2 separate regions of the Homo sapiens genome follow, and region 1 is linked to region 2. Evidence: read pairs that join two places in POLR2A ChIA-PET (ENCODE). Cell type or tissue: GM12878. All regions are shown on one strand. Links, peaks and the distances in the headings refer to the core of each region. The heading gives the core; the rest is flanking DNA. Region 1 overlaps ABCB5 (ATP binding cassette subfamily B member 5). Region 2 has its middle 10 kb from the start of SP8.

Region 1 (5,383 bases), core at 156-5,155, 70 kb before region 2:
TTGGCTACACTGGTGTACATCCTCTGAATAGCAAAATGATGTTAATATCCTTTATAGTCTGTATCACGGTGAATGTGTCACAATTGGCATAGCATAAATGTCATACATATTCATGAATAGGGATGCCAAGCACATAACTCACTGTAATCTCGTTTGCCTGAGCCTTAGACCTTTCCACCTTTTTTTGCACAAGATAAGGACCCTTGGATTGTTTGCTTGTGCTGTATAGTCTGAACTACCTAGCAAATATTCGCCTCAGAGACAGTAAACAGTTGTTTAGACCTCCTTGTCTAATTTAAACATTGCAATAATTTATACAATTTCTAAATTAATGAGGCCTAATTATGTTTTCCTCATCTTATTTTTTATGTCATGAGCTTTTGCTGTATATGTGCCCTTTGACTTTTCCTTTATGTATCATTAGAGCAACCTCAGACTATACAACAAACAACTCTAATCAAATAGTCAATTGGAGGCATTTCCCTATGGCTTTTAATAAGTCAATTTACTAAACATCAATTTAGAACATAGACTAATAAAATGTATCGGTCCTTCTTCAGTTGCATGTGTAGATTTGGAAAAATTATCAAACGTTTAGTTTTTAAGACTTTGAATGGGCCAGGTGCGCTGGCTTACGCCTGTAATCCCAACACTTTGGGAGGCCGAGGCAGGTGGATCACAAGGTCAGGAGTTCGAGACCAGCCTGACCAACATGGTGAAACCCTGTCTCTACTAAAAATACAAAAATTAACCAGGTATGGTGGCACACGCCTGCAATCCCAGCTACTCAGGAGGCTAAGGCAGGAGAATCACTTGAAGCCAGGAGGCAGAGGTTGCAGTGAGCCAAGATCGCACCACTGCACTCCAGCCTGGGCAACAGAGCAAGACTCCATCTCAAAAGAAAACAAAAAAAGACTTTGAATAGCTTAATTAGTTTTCTTAATGACTATTTTCTAAGGGTCTGTAATAATATTCATCCCTTCTCCATTGTGAAAAATTGGAGATTTTTTTAATGTTCATTCCTTTTTTTATCTTCATTCCTTTTGTTTTTCCTCAAAATTTTTTTATATTCATTCCTTTTGTTTTTCCTCAAACAAGGTTTCAGCATTCTTATCCATTTTCTTCATATACTATGGAATGTTACAAATGGAGGTTTCTTTAAGTCCATTTTTAAATTAATGAGAATTTAAAACAACCAACATCAAAATTGGGAGCAGAATCCTGGTGTCCTCACGACAGTCCAGAAATCTAGTTCCCTCCTACAACCCAAGTTATTCTTCAGAGAAGGCCAAGTGTCTACCTGGTCTTCTCTGTCCCACAGTCCATTCTGCCAATCTGGAAACAGAATGTGAAAACAGGAAGTTTCTCTTTCAAGCCAACACATGTTCTCATGTCCGAAAAGCTATTCTAAACCAAAACTCTCTTCCATTTTGAATCCCATGTAATTATGCATTCTCTTTATAAACTATATAAATGTGGAGAAGTATTCATCACATTTGAATTAAATGTCTTTTTACATTCACAGACGCCAATATGAGAAATGGCTTTATCTCATAAAGAATTTTATAACCACATGCCATGTTACTTTCCTGTAATGTTCCTGAGTCCTTTTAAGTTGCTATTTTTAATTCTTTGCTAGAATAAAATAATTATGTGATTACTTTATCTCTGCTATCTTTTTTTTTTTTTTTTTTTTTTTTGAGACAGAGAAGTCTCACTCTGTTGCCCAAGCTGGAGTGCAGTGGATGATCTCAGCTCACTGCAACCTCCACCTCCCAGGTTCAAGTGATTCTCGTGCCTTAGCTTCCTGAGTAGCTGGGATTACAGACATGTGCCACCATACCTGGTTAATTTTTGTATTTTTAGTAGAGACAGGGTTTTACCATGTTGGCCAGGCTGGTTTCGAACTCCTGGCCTCAAGTAATCGGCCCGCCTTGGCCTCCCAAAGTACTGGGATTACAATCATAAGCCATTGTGCCTAGCATCTGCTATCTTTTACTTGAATTGTTTCATAATTTGTAGGAAGCTCCTTTGCATGTGAACATAATGCTTACTAATGTTTTATTCTTCTGTCTATGGAACAAGTTTAAATTGAAATTCAGTATAAACTTGAATGGGGTTAAACTTAGATCAGTAGACTAAATCTCAATAAGACATTTTCCTTAAGCTTATCATCCAAAAGTGTCATTTTTCTATCTTATTTTCTGGGAGGAAAGGAAGCTAAGAATATTTGTCAGGAAAACTTACTGACTTGATATACTTAATATGTCCCCAGTGTGAGTGACTAGAATTCACAAATGGGAAAAGATTAACCATTACTAATTTTATTTCTATATTGTATTGTCCTGTTTTATAAGATAGCAACTGAAGCTTTGGAGAATATACGTACTATAGTGTCATTAACAAGGGAAAAAGCCTTCGAGCAAATGTATGAAGAGATGCTTCAGACTCAACACAGGTGATTATAGATTCATACTGACTTCAAAAACTTAATTTTGTTCTGTAAAGGCAGTACTCTCAAATGACTCCAGTGGTTTGCCTGCTAATTCATTTGCTCTTGAGCCTTTCCTAATAATGTCATGTCATAATTTCTCATATGACTTCACCAAGAGAAACTAGAAGAGGAATTGAGGGCAACCACAATTAGAATAAATATTTTAGGTCCTCTCACATTACCATTAACTGTCTGTTACTAAGTATGCACATTTTTCTTATTTTCCTGAAAGAATATTAATGAAATAACATACGCAAGAAAGAAAATAAAATTGCGGGCAGGGCGCTGTGTCTCACACCTGTAATCCCAGCACTTTGGGAGGCTGAGGTGGGCGGATCACTTAAGGTCAACAGTTAGAGACCAGCCTGGACAACATGATGAAACCCCATCTCTACTAAAAATGCAAAAATTAGCTGGGTGTGGTGGTGCACACTTGTAGTCCCAGCTACTTGGAGGCTGAGGCAGGAGAATCACTTGAACCTGGGAGGCAGAGGTTGCAGTGAGCTGAGATCATGCCATTACACTCCAACTCCAGCCTAGGCGACACAGCAAGAGAAAAGAGCTCGGCCCTTTACATTAAATCCCTAAAATAGTTTACATTTTAAATACGAATATATACATAATAAATGCACTTACACTTTTAATTTTAAACTAGTCCTCCTTATCACATTGACTTAGTGATGCTTTTTATATTACTTTAACAGAAAGATAGCTTTTTACTCTTTTGGACTCATACTTGTAGTTGGCACCACCCTTTAATTTCCTCTATTCTGTTAATGAAAGATTGTAATGGAGACTTAGAAAATCCTTCTAAATACCTAAACCAAATCTCTAACTCTTACACTAGCCATCCTTTCACGGGCTTTGCCCATTCATTTAACAGTATATAAAGTTAAATTTGTTATACTGAACTAGAGAGTATATGACTATAGGGAAAAGAATTATAACATTATCTGTCTTTTCTCAAAGAATTCTCAGTAGTAAAAAAAAAAAAATCACTTTCTCTTTCATCATTCGAAAAATGCCTTTCCACCAAATTATAACATTTCAAAGTCCTCTCTATTTATTACTCTACATGTATTCAATTGACCTTGCTATAATTCATGCCTCATTATTTGGTAAATTTTGTACATTCCAGAAATACCTCGAAGAAAGCACAGATTATTGGAAGCTGTTATGCATTCAGCCATGCCTTTATATATTTTGCCTATGCGGCAGGGTTTCGATTTGGAGCCTATTTAATTCAAGCTGGACGAATGACCCCAGAGGGCATGTTCATGTAAGTCGTGGAAATAGTCCGGACCTGGTAGCTCACACCTGTAATTCCAACACTTTGAGAGGCTGAGGCGGGTGGATCACTTGAGGTCAGGAGTTTGAGATCAGCCTGACCAACATAATAAAACCCCATCTCTACTAAAAATACAAAAATTAGCTGGGTGTGGTGGCAGGCTCCTGTAATCCCACCTACTCAGGAGGCTGAGGCAGGAGAATCGATTGAACCCAGGAAATGGAGGCTGCAGTGAGCTGAGATCACGCCACTGCACTCCAGCCTGGGCAACAAAGTGAGACTCTGTCTCAAAATAAATAAATTAATTAATAAGTTGTGGAAATACATAAACCTTGTAAGGGGGTCATGTACTTATTTACCAGAAAGATGTCTAGTTTATAGTGAGTTATCATTTAAATCACATATGTGGAAAAGGTATGCTTGAATTTTTTTTAAGTTGGAATTTTTTTAAATATACACATATTTTTAAATTTTGTATTGATATATAATAGTTACACATATTTTAGGGGTACACATGATATTTTGATATATTCATATGATGTTTAATGATCAAATCAGGGTAATTGGGATGAATTTTATTTTTAATTGACAGACAATAATTGTACATATTATATATTTATGGGGTACAATGGGATGTTCTGATATATGTTAACACTGTGAAATGATTAAATCGAGCTAAGTGTTTTTGTTATTTAGTCTCTATAAGTACAGCATAACTGGTAAAATACTGATACTGATATAAGGCATAAAATCTGAATTAAATTCCCAGATGAATTGCTCTCTGCTTCAGTTTACTGGAACATGGGAATGTGGGGGCAAAATATGCCTTCTTGTCATTCATCCCTTAGGAAATTTGTGAGACATTATGAAACTCTCAGTGTGGAGATGGCTTCCTAAAGTAAGACTGTACATCAGTGAGGATGAATTATTTGCTAAGCAAATAATCCAGAAGAAACACATATAAATGAGTGTTTCCCTTCAAAAATGTCACATTTGGAATTGAATGTGGTGTCCCAGTGAGGCTGCTTCTTCCCAAAGCATTAGGTTGGAGCTCCTATTTTGAAGTTCTGGTCACATAATTATGAATTTATTTGTTTTACCGGAACATCTAATGCAACTGCTAAATTAGAAAAATTAATTTTGAGTATTAATTCTGAGCTGAGAGCCTAAAATATCAGAAATGTTGCTAATCCATCATAAACGTCATTGCTAAGCATTTAGAACTGGAGAAATCCATACAATACTTGACTCAAAAAAGTAACATTATGTTATTTTTAACAAGCCCACCAAAAAATGCACATCCATGCAAGTATCAGCCTCTTCACAATAATGAATTGGGAGATTACACCTGTTACAAGGATGCTGCTATTTGGCAGAACACACTGGGCACTTCTCTTTGGGTTTTGTTTCCCAAGTCTCAGGACATTACTTTGAATATCCTTATTGTTGGCATATTTGTATTTTCAGGATAGGTTCAATTTGAGGAAATGGCCAAAAGACATTTAAACCTAAGTAATTTCAGAATAACTTGGAATAATTTTTAGTTTCTATTCACATGAAAATTTATTTATTTATTAAGCATTAAGTGAAGTCCCAGGAAG
Region 2 (5,383 bases), core at 73-5,072:
CTGAAGGTGCATTTAGGTGTCTGAAAGCAGTATAAGCTCTTTGAAATTTACTTGGTTTGTAAATTACAAGTGCGAAAACAACTTCCAAAGATGTTTGGAAAAAGAATATATGCACCGACACCTATATAGACAGACACACACACACATACACACACACACACACACGTGAAGTTGTCGCCTGCCCACAACTCCACCGCTTTCCTGTGCCGCCCAAGGGAAATGGGTCTCTCTTGAGCCCGTCTTTCTCTAGTAAACGAGGTGGGTCATACGTCTATGTCAAATTGAATCAGCCAGGACAGCTTCCGTGGTAATTAAACTGGACGTCTGTATTGGTCACAGCAAAGGGTGCCTTGTGAATTCAGGTTTTACTTGGTGCATCACAACTGTCAGGGTGAATCCCGCCCCCCACAGAGGTCTGAGTCATGGGTTGCCACTCTCCCACCACCCCTGCCAGCTCATCCCTACCCATCGAAAGCTTTGGCCCCGCTCATTTTTGAAACATTTTTCACGACTGAGTTCAGGGGTTTTGCAGGACTTCACAAAGATCTTGTCCCAGTGGGCCGCACATTCGCAGTTTTCTCCTGCTAAGAAAACATCGACGGTTTTGCTGCTGACTGGAGAGTTCTAGATGAAAACTGAAGGAACCCTAATTATTATTATTATCATTATTATTTTTGAGACAGAGTTTTGCTCTTGTTGCCCAGGCTGGAGTGCAATGGCACGATCTCGGCTCACTGCAACCTCTGCCTCCTGGGTTCAAGAGATTCTTCTGCTTCAGCCTCCCCAGTAGCTGGGATTACAGGCGCCCGCCACCATGTCCGGCTAATTTTTTGTGTTTTTAGTAGAGACGGGGTGACACCATGTTGGCCAGGCTGGTCTTGAACTCCTGACCTCAGGTGATCCACCCGCCTCAGCCTCCTAAAGTGTTGGGATTACAGGCGTGAGCCACTACGCCCAGCCTGGGAACCCGAATTATTTATTTCATCAACCTTGGCTACAAATGGGTTTACTCCTGCTTATGGTGTCAAGTCCATGCAGCCCCTCACCCCCTTTAAATAGAGAGGCATTGGCCGCCTTAGGCTCCCCCTGCCCTGAGTTTAGGGCTGTTGAGTGTAGGCCTACAGGGAGGGGGACCCACTGAGGAGAAACCGGCTCCACTTTAGAAGGTGCTGGAAATAAAATATCCGTATCAACTGTCGGAAACTTGGTTTGATGCGCTAATCACTCGGTTCAAGGGTGTCTACATTATTAGGTGCCAAGTCCCCACTTCCAATCCCAGACAGAAACACCCTTCTAGATGGAACAGAGGGCATGTTTTTATTTAAGACTTGATGAGTACCAACTCTTGTTCTGAGCAGAGGTTATTTTTTAAGAGGAAATAAGATCTTGATTCCTGCTTATGAATTCTGGAAAAGTAATAAAGGTTGTTCAGATAATTTTCCACAAGATCTTCATCCGAACCTTCCCACTTGCTGAATTTTTTTTCCCTGCAGCTTAATTTCCCCTAAACACTTTGCATCGCTCCCTCCCCCCACCATGGCCCTGAAGATTCTCCATCTTAAATAACAAGGACCCTGCTGGCTACTAAAGGAGGCTGCCCATTTTAATTCAAAACAAGGGCCACGAGTGCTGGTCTTAGAAAGAGCCGAGGAGTGAAGATCAACCTTTTTTTCTCTTGGAGTGCTTGCACTTAACCCTCAATCGCCAATATAGTACCTCTTTCTCTCTCCTTTATTAAAATATTTCTTTCATTCTTTTCTTTTTGGGGGGGAGGGGGCAAGATTTCTTAAGGTAAAAGAAATAAGCTGAACAGATTGATTATTGTTATGTCTGTAATTGCTCTAAAAACATTTTTCAGTGGGGCCTCATAGGGCAAACATATTGGTCTTTGATCAACACTGAAGAAAGCAAACATTGGAAAACCAAAACCCACTACTTTGGAGTCTACACTTGGCATTTACAGCCCTGAAATGGAATGCCCTTTACCTTCAAAAGGGCAGCTATTAACGACAGAAAGTTCTTGAGTTTTTCTGTAGATAGTGCTTCAGTAGTTTTCTAGTAGTATTCTAACCTAGGCATAACTTCCTCTCTTCTGAAACTGGGGAAACCCATTTGCAAAGTGAAACGATTTGACTAGTAATACCCAATGTCAGTTTATTTGAAACTATAGCTAAAAAGGGAAAAACTAATAAATCCACTTTGATTATTTTTCTGCTTAGTTTCAAGACGTCCTCTAAGCCTAGATAACGAAAGTGATTTCAAAAATTTTGACATACTTAACCAAATGAAACTAATAGGTGCGCAGCAAATTAGTACGAGCCATAGTCAAACCAAAAGAGGATCTTTTTTACTAGAAGAAACTTGCACTATTGATTTTATTGACTGACTCGATTTCAGTGTTTTAATCAACTTTAACAAATTTAACTGAAAACAGGGTAATTGATATATAGAATTTAAAACTTCAAAAATAAGCCGCAGATATTCATAAATATTTTTTATTAGGTGATTTGCTGTTGATTTACCATTTAAGTAAAAAAAACTATTCTTTTTTCTAACTTAAGCTACGGTGATCTGAATTTCCTTCCCTTTAGCTTCCTCAGTCAAGATTTGGGAACAGAAATTCCAAAATGCTTAGAAATGGGTGGGAAGATTGTAGGTTTAGAAGTCTGAGGAAGGAAATTACAAGCCGATGCTGATTGACTTTTGAAAGGCCTGGCACGTCCCAGTCTATATAATAACTCAGTTGGAGGAAGAACCTCGAGGACCGAGTGTCTCCAGATCACTTAATGCATCGGCATCCACCACGCTCGGCTCATGGGCAGGGCCCCCGAGGCTGCCACCAACCCACGGAGCCTTGAGGAGCTGCGCTTCCCCGCGATGGTCCAACGAACTTCGGAAGTGCTCCTGCTTCCGGTTTCACGTATACCTGGGATGCGTTGCCATACAGGTTTGTCCCGTTTTAATGCTTTGACCCATCTAAGATACGAGGACAGGAGACTGGAGAAGTAAACGAAAGGCAATGGCCGAGGGGTAAGGCGGGGAACACAGCAGGAAAAGGACAGGTTCCCCTTCACCTTCACCCCCAGTGTTGGCAACGTCCCAGGGATTCTCGGAGCTGAAGCTTCTTCAGAAAACAGTCAGCTTAATTAAGATCCTGCCCTTGGGGAATCTAGAATAAATGGCGAGTAGTGGGCAGCTTTCCCCACCAGTCGCAGGATCTAAAAGCAATGAGTGACGGTTGTCTGTGCAGCAGTCAGAGGGAAGAGCGACAGTTCCAGACGAGGGGCAGTCGGACTTCTCCGCAGCCTACCGCCAGCTTGGAGTGCAGATCTCCACCGACTGCGCCACAGACAGTCTCAGTCCCCAGCAGTCACAATATTTGCACTCCCCTTTCTTCCTGGCCTTTCAACCCCTCCCTTTCCTTCCTCCTCACCCCTCCCACCCCGCACCCGAGAGACAGCCTGCCGTCCCAGGTCCAGCCCGCGCCTCTGCGCACCTCCCGGCACCCGGCGCAGGTCGCCGGCCAGGGCACACACGCGTCCCCGCCTGCTCGCCGGCCCGCAAGGCCCGGGCTGCGGCGGCCGCGGGCGCGGGAGGCGGAGGCGCAGGCGCCGGGCTCCGTGGCAGCCCGGCCCAGCCCCGCCCCGCCCCACCCTCCGGCCCTCCCCTCCGCTTAGCCGTGCTCTCCCGCCGAGCTCCGCCGCCAGCTCCGTGCTCTGCCCGGCCCGTACGCCGCTCGCCACCGCGGCTCCCCGGGCGGGAAGGCTGCGCCGGCTCCCGCCAAGGGGGAGGCGCCACCCCGCCCCGGGGCGGTTGTCTTGCTGGGACTCCTGGGCCGGTCACAAAGCCCCTCTCCGCTGACCCGGAGGGACGGGAGTCGGGTGCGCGACGGCGGCTCCCCACCCCTGCACTCAGCCGCCCGCCCCGCTCCTCCTCCTTCCCTCCCTGTCCCTCCTCCTCTCCCACCCCCCGAGGGCTCGCACACCCCGCGGGCGGGAAGGTGCCGCCCTCGGGGCGGACAAAGGGGCAGGCCGGGCGGGAGGGGCTGTAGCCGGCACGCGCGGCCGCGGGAGGGCCCGCCTCGCCCCGGGCCGCCGACCTGACACCTGCTGGGCAGCCTGCGCGGCCTGGGGCGAAGGCCAGCGGGCGGCGGGGTGGGAAGCGCCAGCGCAGGGGCGTGTGTTCGGGAGGGGGTCGCGGACAGGTCAGGCGGCTTGGGACCCACCCCACCCGGGCAATAGTGACCTACTGCTTCGCTAGCGTCCCCTTTCAGGTCTTAACTGGACTTTAAAGATCTTTTAGAAAATTTATATTCTCGTTTTTATGTCAGCGACTATACATCAGAATCACGCAAAGGGCTAGTTAAAACGCAGATGGCTGGGCTCGTCCGCAGAGTTTCTGCTTCAGTAGGACTGCGGTGGGGCCCAGTCATTTGTATTCCTAAATTCTCAGGTGACGCTCATGCTGCTGAACCGGGTACCACACTAGGAGAATCACTGCTATGCCATTCATTCCCCACCACCCGCTAACTGTAGAAGTGGGGAGAGGATCTCCCGCAGGGATCCCAAAGACAGTGCTAGTGCTCTCATTGCCAAGGTAGTTTTATCTCTTTTGAAGGTAAGCTCTGCATTGAATACGTACTGGATCTTCTCGATAGAAGTTTGACCATATGCTAGAGTGGAACCCTCACGCTGCTGGTGCTGGAGAAAGCAAGGCTGTTTAGATAGATGCCAGGCAGAGAAAGCCACAGTCCAGTTTCCATTTCCCCTGAAGAGCCAGAACCAGGGCGATGGGTCTTTCCCAGCACAAATTCAAAAAAGAACCAAACAGTTTCATTTCGACACAATGACAACCTCCCACCTTCTCTTTATAAATTTTTGATATTTCGATCGAAATATTCTATCCTACGTTCAGCATGTTTCCATTGTTTTATATTTTACTGAAGGACCTAAAATATTTTAAAGCAGAGAAAAGAACTAAATGATAGGCAGAGAGGAGATTTAAATAAAATTTTTAAAAGCCACAAATTTACAATTGTTTTTTAAAAAGCATATCTATGTATTTAAAATAATATAATGAATTGAATCATTTAAAATGCACCCCTGTCCTTTCAAATCTGTTTTTTTTTTTTCAAAAAATTTTTGAAAATCTAATGAGAAATATATTTTGACATTCCAATCCAGTGAATTAGTTAAGGGAAAACTACCTAAAAAGAGGCACACTAAACTTTTCTTATCCCCAGTGGGCGGTGTTAATCATCCAGTTTGAGCCTTGTAGTTTTCATTGTCGAATACTTGGGTTCTCTCAAAGGGAAGAACGTTGGGGACTTGCATTCACTCTTTTTCAAGAGGAGATTAAACACAAAATCGATTTAATGGAGCAT

The links. Peaks named below come from ENCODE experiments on the same cell type or tissue, not always from the same donor. Only the 100,000 strongest peaks of a DNase experiment are listed, where the experiment ranks them.
Region 1: POLR2A ChIA-PET joins it to region 2 with 6 read pairs; 3 of 35 experiments call an interaction of 5 or more read pairs at or near these places.

The regions. Positions count from the first base shown.
Region 1 is chr7:20,724,683-20,730,065 of GRCh38, forward strand. ABCB5 (ATP binding cassette subfamily B member 5) reads left to right here. Exons shown (of 28, transcript NM_001163941.2): 22 at 2,358-2,458; 23 at 3,633-3,773. Among named protein-coding and RNA genes, the nearest start is that of SP8, 60 kb to the right of the region's middle. In GM12878, for the core only: no CTCF peak of the experiment used is centred there; no DNase peak of the experiment used is centred there.
Region 2 is chr7:20,794,489-20,799,871 of GRCh38, forward strand. No RefSeq gene overlaps it. Among named protein-coding and RNA genes, the nearest start is that of SP8, 10 kb to the left of the region's middle. RefSeq lists enhancers at 1,339-2,047, 4,736-5,383 and silencers at 3,430-3,489, 3,540-3,769, 3,860-3,989. In GM12878, for the core only: no CTCF peak of the experiment used is centred there; a DNase peak (open chromatin) is centred at 2,122; H3K4me3 peaks cover 1,135 bases; H3K27me3 peaks cover 221 bases.